2 separate regions of the Homo sapiens genome follow, and region 2 is linked to region 1. Evidence: read pairs that join two places in POLR2A ChIA-PET (ENCODE). Cell type or tissue: OCI-LY7. All regions are shown on one strand. Each heading gives the region's core, and the rest is flanking DNA. Links, peaks and the distances in the headings are about the cores only.

Region 1 (4,397 bases), core at 179-4,178:
CCCCAGCTGAAATGAGCAATTTTAATTTCTCTCTGTGCTTTCAGGAGCATTCAATCGGAGGAAACGAAACTCCATCTATGTCACCGTGACTTTGCTTATTGTGTCCGTGTTAATTCTCACAGTGGGCCTTGCTGCAACCACCAGGACCCAGAATGTGACTGTAGGAGGTTATTACCCCGGAGTTATTGTAAGTATAGAAGGCACAGGTAGGTCGCAGTAGCTTGCTGTCTACAGAAATTCTGGCTCTGCTCTGATAGTTTTCAATTCTGTTTGAGTGTCTAGTGTTTGCTCAGATTTCCTCCTTTGTATCTCTGTATATTTATGTGGAGAGGCAACTCTGGGCCCGCTAAGAAGAGCACTGGACTGAGAATCAGAAGAATCCAGCACCATCCCTATCTAACAGTGTGATCCTGAGCAAGTCATCTCACTCTTTAATACCTCAGGTTTCTGGTTTAGGAGATGTTACCAGCAGTGTTAACCTTAGGCTAAGGTCCTTTCTCTCCGGGCATCTGCATTCCCATATATAATAGAGGTCATCTGATCTCACCTGAAATCTGAGGATCCTGGCAGCTTGACACTCTGACCAACAGCACTGATCTCCAAAGTGATCCTGCACTCCTATCAGAAAAAGCTGTGGAAGATATGTTCCTAAAATATGTATATTTATTCACTTATAAATTATATATATACATGTTCATAAAACTTATATAAAAATGAACATTCAAAAATTAGATAAAAATAAGTATACAATAACTTTTAATATCTTCATGTGAACACAAACTAAAATGTCACCAGATAATATGCACTTAGTGTGAAGCTTGTCATTAAAGACAGTGGCTTTAAATCCTTATTTCAAATGGCCCACTAGATAATTGTGAATATTTTTGGCTGCCTTCTTATCCCATATGATTAGACTGTCATTGGAGTCATGTTTTTAAATGTCAATATCACAATTTGGCTGCCAAAAATCTACCCTGGGAGTTAGAAGTATTAAACTCTGCCATTTTCTTGTTGCTTACGTTTGCTTACATTATTAGGGTCATCTTCAACTTCTGGTTTCTCAAGAGGAATCTTTTCAAGCCTCTTATCCATTTTGTTGAGACTAGTTTCGTTAAAATTGGATAATACAATCCAGGCACACATAAAATGCCCCACCATCAACCGTTTGTTGCTTGGAACTTGCCCTCCTCCAGAAGGATAGTTCACCTGATCACCTGACATTCACACGGACAGAGGGTGCCAGTGACAGTCTGTTTATTAAATATTAGTAATGTTTGGTTTCTTATTATTTTAGATAAACAATAAATAGGAAACAGCCGTATTCCAGTGGATTGTTTTATCTACCCTAGGGTGCATGCAGTTCCCTTTGGAGACTGCTAAACTAGTTGCATTAGAAAAACCAAAACCTAATTTGAGTCTACGTACACTGCTGTTGAACCCAAAAACCTAACTCTAGAGGTGAGATCATATTTTAAACACCAATTAAATGGCTCCTCAATTGTTAGAGAGCAGAAGGACCTTTAGGACAATTCAGTTAAGAAATATTTTAGTACAGCAAAGAGGTCAGATGTATTTTTTGTTGTTGTTTTGTTTCATTTCTCTTTGAAATGAAATGAGAGAGAGAGAGAGAGGTGGGGATTGGAGAGAGAAGCAAAGCGAGAGGGGAGATTAAAGATGATGCCTTGGACAAGCCAGAGCTATAAGTGACCAAGCCTGGAGCCTGTTGCCTAGGTCACTGATTTCATTCCACAGTCAGCCTCCTCAATAGCTCTTGAGAAGCTGGGACCTAAAGTGGGCTGCAGGCTATGCCTTCCTGGAGCTGAAGGCTGCTGGGGGAAGTGCCTCCACAGCTCCAGGGCAGGCAGGGCTCCTCCCAGCTGAGGGCAGGTGACCCACAGACACTGTTTGGTGCCCTGTGTTAAACATGTGATGTGAGAACTCACCCAGTGCACTTCCTGTGGTGAGGCAAGAAAACCAGTCGTCAGCAGAATTGGGTTTTATTTTTAAACACAAGCAAAGCCGGTGGGGGGTCGGGGGGTGGGTGTGCAGGGAGGAACAGAGGGGGTAAGATAGCATTTCGGTGGCTTGGAAAAGCAATTTATAGGGTCTGCTTGACTTTGTGTATTTCAGGTAGCTGCATTAGTAAAATATTTCTGACTGATGAGCAAATGCTGAAGCCAAGATTTAGAGTCTCTGTGGGTGAGGGGAAGGTATTTTCCATGTTATTTAAGAGTATGAACTCCTATTCATAAACAGTGGCTGTGAACCTTCTCTGTGGAATATCTTACTGTGGGTGGCTAGGTTGGAATACGTTAACAAAGGAAGGAGGGTGCCTGATTGCTGTTATTCAAGTACCTGATGTTCAGCTAGCACTAGAAGTTGAAGCAGTGGGGGCGTGTGTTTGCGTGTGAGTGGTTCACTAAGAGCTAATATGGAAGTGTTAATAGGAAAGCCATCCCTAACGGACACTGTGCCCCCATGATTTAACCTTTAAAAATGTGCTCTCATAGTTCCTGGAGATTGCTTCTTTAAAATGCATTTTAATTACATAAAATAAAGGGGAAAAGACAGCAGATTGAATAGCAGAAAAATCCATTTGAGTTTATAGGTCAGATCACGTTGTAACAAATACAATTACGACTCATACCTCAGAAACAGTAAACGCCTGAGAATCCAGATTTGTCTGGGAATGGGGTACTTTCATTAACTGAATAGCTTGGTTATTAGGGAGTTACTATAGAAACTCCAAACCAGTGGTTTCCCCACTCTGATGTGAATAAGAATGACCTTGTGAACCTGCAAAAAATGCAGATCTCTACTCCCTAGCCCAAGAGATTCTGATTCAGTTGGTCTGCATGGGCCCTGGCAATCTGAATTTTCTTTTCATAAACTAACCTTTGATTGAAAAAGTAATAAATGTTGAATCCACCTGAGGGGAAAGAATCCGTGGGGGGTGGGGGGAGTCTAATTCAGGTGGACTAGCAACCACCTGGAGAATTAACACACAGTAAAATATGCTTAGCAATAAAACCAGAAGGATCATAATGTGTCATCTGGAGATTCTGCACTGTCAAAGTGGTCACTTTAAATATAAATTACTAATGTATAGAACTGTGAAAAAGTTTCAGCTTATTTAGAACTCTGCTGTTTTAGACTCTGATTAAATGTGTTAACAATCCATGAGAATTTAAATTTTCAAAACAGACAAATTAGGGAGAAGTTATTAGATTAAAAGAAGACTTACCATACAAATCATTTAAATATTGTGATCTCAGGTACTTAAAATATAACTCAATTTGCATAATTCTAAGTCACGTGAAGCTTTTTGGGAGCATCTTTATTTTGCCAAATGAGATATCTTTGTACAGTGAGGTGCATTATCATGGCATGTTAGCTACTCTACCTGAGCTAGCATGTGGTATCATCGTTCTAAGAGACATACGCACACATGCCTCTGTAAAGATGTGCTAGTCTGTACAGTCTGAACTGTAAAGTTTTAAAAAAACTAAAACCAGGCTGGGCACGGTGGCACATGCTTGTAATCACAGCACTTAGGGAGGCTGAGGTGGGAGGATAGCTTGAGGCCAGGAGTTCAAGTCCAGCCTGGGCAACGTGGTGAGACGCCATCTCTACAAAAAGTATATATATAAAAAATTAGCCAAGTATGGTGGTGCACGCCTCTGGTCCCAGCTACTCGACAGGATGAGGTAAGAGGATCTCTTGAGCTCAGGAGGTTAAGGCTGCAGTGAACCATGATCACTCACCCCACTGGGCTCCAGCCTGGGCCACAAAGCAAGACTGTCTCAAATAAATAAATAAATAAAATTTAAAAACTAAAAACGGCCAGGTGCGGTGGCTCACACTTGTAATCCCAGCATTTTGAGAGGCTGAAGCAGGCGGATCACTTGAGCCCAGGAGTTTGAGACCAGCCTAGACAACATGACAAAGCCCCATCTCTACAAAAAAAAAAAAAAAAAAAAATTAGCCTGGCCCTGTGGCATGAGCCTGTAGTCCCAGTTACGTGGGAGGCTAAGGTGGAAGGATCGCTTGAGCCTAGGAGATGGAAGTTGCAGTGAGCTGAGATCGCGCCACTTCACTCCAGCCTGGGTGACAGATCGAGGTCCTGTCTCAAAAAAACAAAACAAAACAAAACAGAAACAAAAACCGAACACCAACAAACAAAGACAAACTGGATTAAGAATTTTACTGTCCTCAAATATTCAAGGCATTTTATTTCAGGAGGGTTCAGATGAGCTTTCTACTCTGAAGGCCTAAAAACCCAAGAGCTTCATTTGTTGCCTGAAGCTGAAAGAGACAGGGGAGGGTGATTGCTGCTTCCCGGTACACCTCCTCTTACCTTAGATGCAGGAAAAAGAGGCCTCTAAATGTGTTTCCCA
Region 2 (4,397 bases), core at 268-4,267, 98 kb after region 1:
GTGGTGGATCACTGGGCAAGCCTGCCATGGAGGTTCTTCCTCCTCACTGCACTGAGTTCCACAAGGACTGGGCATGAACTTCCCACAGCACAGTTACAAACGCTCATCTGACTCTGCCAGCAAAGGCATGCTTCTTCTCAGTGCTGTGCACTTCCAGGTGCTTCAGTGCCTTCTCCATACTCACAGGAGACCCACCCACTGCCTCCCATGTTTCCACTGGAGCCCATCTTCGCAGCACAGCTGCCACCGGGTATCACAGCCCATGCTGTGGCCACAAAGCCAACCTGGGAGCCCTCAGGGACTGGGGCCAACTCACCTCATCCCATTCTCATCACCAGTTGTCAGGTCCCGGGGTCCGGGTCCAGCCCATGCTGAAGTCCAGAGGGAGTTGGTGGATGAGCAGAAAGAACACTCGGGGCTGAAGGCAGGTGAATGTGGTTTTATTCAGCAGCAGCTTTTATTAACAGCTTTCTCACACTAGCTCTCTCACACTGTTTGCCCTGTCGCAGCTGCTTGAGCCAGTGGCTCCCACAAACAGCTGTGCATCTGGCTCTTCCTTGCCTTCAGGGTCAGCGGCTTAACTCTTTTTCTCTCTGGGCATGAGCAAGCCAAGCTGTGTGCTGGCTCCCTCCTGTCCATCTGCAAGACGGACAGCTTTGGCTCTCTCTCTTTCTTTCTCTGGGCACCAGCGTGCCCACCATGTTAAGCCATGTGGAGCTAACCAGAGTCCCAAGAGCCCCTGTAGAACGTTAGCAGGGCAGTTATACCTTTTACAGACAATAGTGGCTTAGAGCGAAGTATAAACTTACACAAACAGGTTATATAACAAGTGGAGGTGTGTGCCTGCATGCCAAACTCACTGAGTCATGCAGGCCTGGATATCCACCTTGGCCTATTCCTTGACCAAGGAACATCCATGTACCTTACACAGAGGAAGAAGTCTATAGAAGGCTATTGTCTCTGCACTTATAGCAGCCTGAGGTCACTGTAGATATTCAGGGCCCACAGTTGGGAAGAAGAGGTGTATGTGGTGTGGGGGAAAGCAAGGACAAACTGGAACCTGCAAGGATTAACTTGAATCCCTAGGACAAACTAAATCCCATGAAGACTTACTGGAACCTGCATCTGTCTCTTATTGCCTCCAACCTAAAGAAAGAGCTGGCATCCATAGTCGTGGAAGTGCACACAAACCTGACTTAGGACTTGGAGAAGTTGAAGAAGGAGATCTTGTCAGAGTTGGAGTTGCTGCAGGTCCTGTTGCTGCCCCACACCAACGAGGTGTGCCAGTTGATCAGTGCCAGTGTATGGCAGTGGTAATAGTGCCTGTCCTACCAAACTTCAGAATATAGTATCTATTGCTTCACTCCCACTTCCCAAGCCCTGCCCAAATTTTTCTCCTGGTCCACTCTAACTCAGAACCACATTGGGAAGGCAATTCCAGGAAACTATGTTTCTAGCTTAGCTAAGTTGGCAAAGCCACTTCAACAACCGTGAGACAAATACAGACTGGTAGAATGTGACTGGCCACTATTAGAGAAAAGGATAACACACAGTAGAGAAAAAAAAAAAGAATCCCAAACCAAAAAACGTATGGGTCATTCTGCACATCAGTTATAGACAAGGACTTCTCAGTGTTTGGTGCTCACATTCAACCAAAGCTGTGTCCAAGAAGGACTCATTTAACCAGTATCATCCACCCCAACAATCCTGAGTGTCTATGTCCACAATGTTCAGTAGAGCAGAAGAGGAAGAAACAGTAAGCATGGAGTTACTGGCAGCATTTTGGAATGCTTCTGGTCACCGTGAATTTTGGTCACTGACCCCTGACTTCCGAGATAAGCCATACAACACTGAACCTTCCACCCAGCTTTTCAAAGGGGGTGAGTGTTCCCTTATTTTTAAAGCAACTATTGGTGAAATAAAGGTGACACATAAATTAGATTCACTGTATAGGCTTTGGTAAAAGTCGTGATGTGTTTCCAAAGCTTCAGATAGAAATGAATCCCAGTGTGACAATGGATATCTTTTCAGTTTAAAAGCAAAGTCTCAGAGGTGAAAACTTCAGCTTCTGTGCTCTTTCCCACCCCTCTGAGGAATATGAAATAGCTGGGGGCCCATGGATAAAACAGAAAAGCAGTGGAGAATAGCTTGAAGGCACCGGGAGGCTGGATAGATGACTGTAAAGATATTCTGCTGATTTTATGGGGTAAGCCATGCTTTGAGCATTTTCCAAAGGGGAAAGAAAGGTGAGCAACTTTATCACAAAACAGTTGATTTTTTACTTACAAATGAGTATGGTTTGAATATTTGCCCCCTCCAAAACTCATGTTGAAATTTAATCTCCAATGTGGCGGTATTGAGAGGTGGGGTCTTGGGGCTTTTAAGAGGTGATGGGTCATAAAGGCTCTGCCCTCATGAATCGACTAATCCATCATGGATTAATGGGTCAATAGATTAATGGGTTATCATGGGAGTGGGACTGGTGGCTTCATAAGAAGAGGAAGAGAGACCCAAGCTAGGATGCTCAGCCCCCTCACCCTGTGATGCTCTGTGCTGTCTAGGAAGTTTGCAGAGAATCCCCACCAGCTAGAGGGTCCTCACCAGATGCAGTCCCTTGACCTTGGGCTTTTTAGCCTCCATAACCATATGAAATAAATTCCTTTTCTTTATAAATTATGCAGTTTTAGATATTCTATTATAGGCAACAGAAAACAGACTAAGACAAGAATGTTTGATGAAAAGCTATGCCTTTTAAATTTTGACTGGCATTAAGTTATATAGATAGAACATAGTAACTAGCTCAACAGACCACACATGATTTAAATTTATTACTTTTCTTCTCGATAGATTAAGTTAGAAAAAAGGAAATATTAATTTAGCTACTGAAGTTTTGCATCTAAAACCTTCTTTGTAAAATTCTGGCTAGTCTCTTTTAAAGAGTAACAGAAAATCATGGGCATTATTTTGAAGAGCCAGTTTTCTTCAGCATTGTGGTAATAATAATAACTAATATTATTTAGGATTTGCTACATGCTAGGTATTAACCAACTATTTTACATGTATTATTTCATTTAATCCTTTTAACACCTCTAGGCTATCAGTATGATTATTCCCACTTGAAGATGAAGAAACTAGAGTGCAGAAAAGTTGTGATTTGTGTAAAGACACACAGTAAGTTCTAGAGCCAGAGTTCAAACCTAGTCTACATCATTGCATCCCTACAAAATTCACACTGATCAGTAGGTAGAAATCACTTCAGCAAAAGATGTCTGAACAGGAATGGTTAGTGCAGCATCTTTTATAAGGGTTTAACATTCGAAAAAGCTTATCTATCTATCTATCAGTAAGGGACTGGTTAAACTGATGAAGTTAATCTATTCAGTGGACTAGTTTTGCATCTGTTAGGAGTTATATGACAGAGATGTACAGACAGTGTGATCCAATTTTAGTAAACACATTTACCAGTATTCATATACATTAAAAAGTCTGGAAAATTATACAGCAAAAATACTAACAATGATCATTGTGAAGTGGTAGGATTCTAGGTAATTTAAAATGTGTCCCAATTTTTCCTATAATAATCATGTAATAAAGAATAGAATAAAATCTTTAAAACTCACACCACTGTTCTTTCACTGAGAAACACTGCTTCTCTTTTGAGTTGCAGACTGGAAATCAGCCCTGACTGCATTCAAGTGCTCTGTGACTTTGGACAAGTCACTTACCCTCTCTGGGTCTCCTGTTTTATATAATAAGAACGCGATTTAATTTTGCAGGTTCCTTTGTGTTCTAACATCCTTTGACTTAATGAATCTGATTCTTAGTAAAGTTCTTTTAAAAAAAGAACAAATAATGTGTGGAGGTTTAAATGTTGATAAATGGTTTCTTCACACTTTATCTGTTTTCTTCAGCATGTGAAGTTATTATTTCCATTATTCCCTTCCCGTGAGTCCTTTAAGAAGGGAAAGTTGGCTTTTTGCTCTCTCTGGGGATGGCGGAGGGAGGTACCCTGCTGAGGGGAAGGGGGATGCCTGAGACCTGGACTTCCTCGGGAGTCTGCTGTGGAGTTGAAGGAAAACCAAGATTTCATTTTCAAGATGGAAAGTCCATCAGACTCAGCTGTGGTTTTACCTAGCACTCCTCAGACCTCTGTGAATCCATCATCTCCCTATACAAATAGTTCACGAACACAACCTATGAGTGCAACACTTAGAGAAAGATTAAGGAAAGCAAGATCTTCATTTAGTTCCTGTTATAATGTGGTGAAACTTCTTAAAGTAGAGAATGAAGAAAACGATCAGACCTTTTCAGAGAAACCAGCATCTTCCACAGAGGAAAACTGTTTGGAATTTCAAGAAAGTTTTAAACACATAGACAGTGAATTTGAAGAAAATATA

The links. ChIA-PET counts read pairs that join two places held together with the same protein. Peaks named below come from ENCODE experiments on the same cell type or tissue, not always from the same donor. Only the 100,000 strongest peaks of a DNase experiment are listed, where the experiment ranks them.
Region 2: POLR2A ChIA-PET joins it to region 1 with 7 read pairs; 4 of 35 experiments call an interaction of 5 or more read pairs at or near these places.

What each region holds. Positions count from the first base shown.
Region 1 is chrX:120,300,139-120,304,535 of GRCh38, reverse strand. TMEM255A (transmembrane protein 255A) reads left to right here. Exons shown (of 9, transcript NM_001104544.3): 2 at 45-187. Among named protein-coding and RNA genes, the nearest start is that of TMEM255A, 9.1 kb to the left of the region's middle. In OCI-LY7, for the core only: no CTCF peak of the experiment used is centred there; a DNase peak (open chromatin) is centred at 1,905; H3K4me3 peaks cover 1,915 bases; H3K27ac peaks cover 2,163 bases.
Region 2 is chrX:120,202,449-120,206,845 of GRCh38, reverse strand. It overlaps the pseudogene SFR1P1. Among named protein-coding and RNA genes, the nearest start is that of RHOXF2, 46 kb to the right of the region's middle. In OCI-LY7, for the core only: no CTCF peak of the experiment used is centred there; no DNase peak of the experiment used is centred there.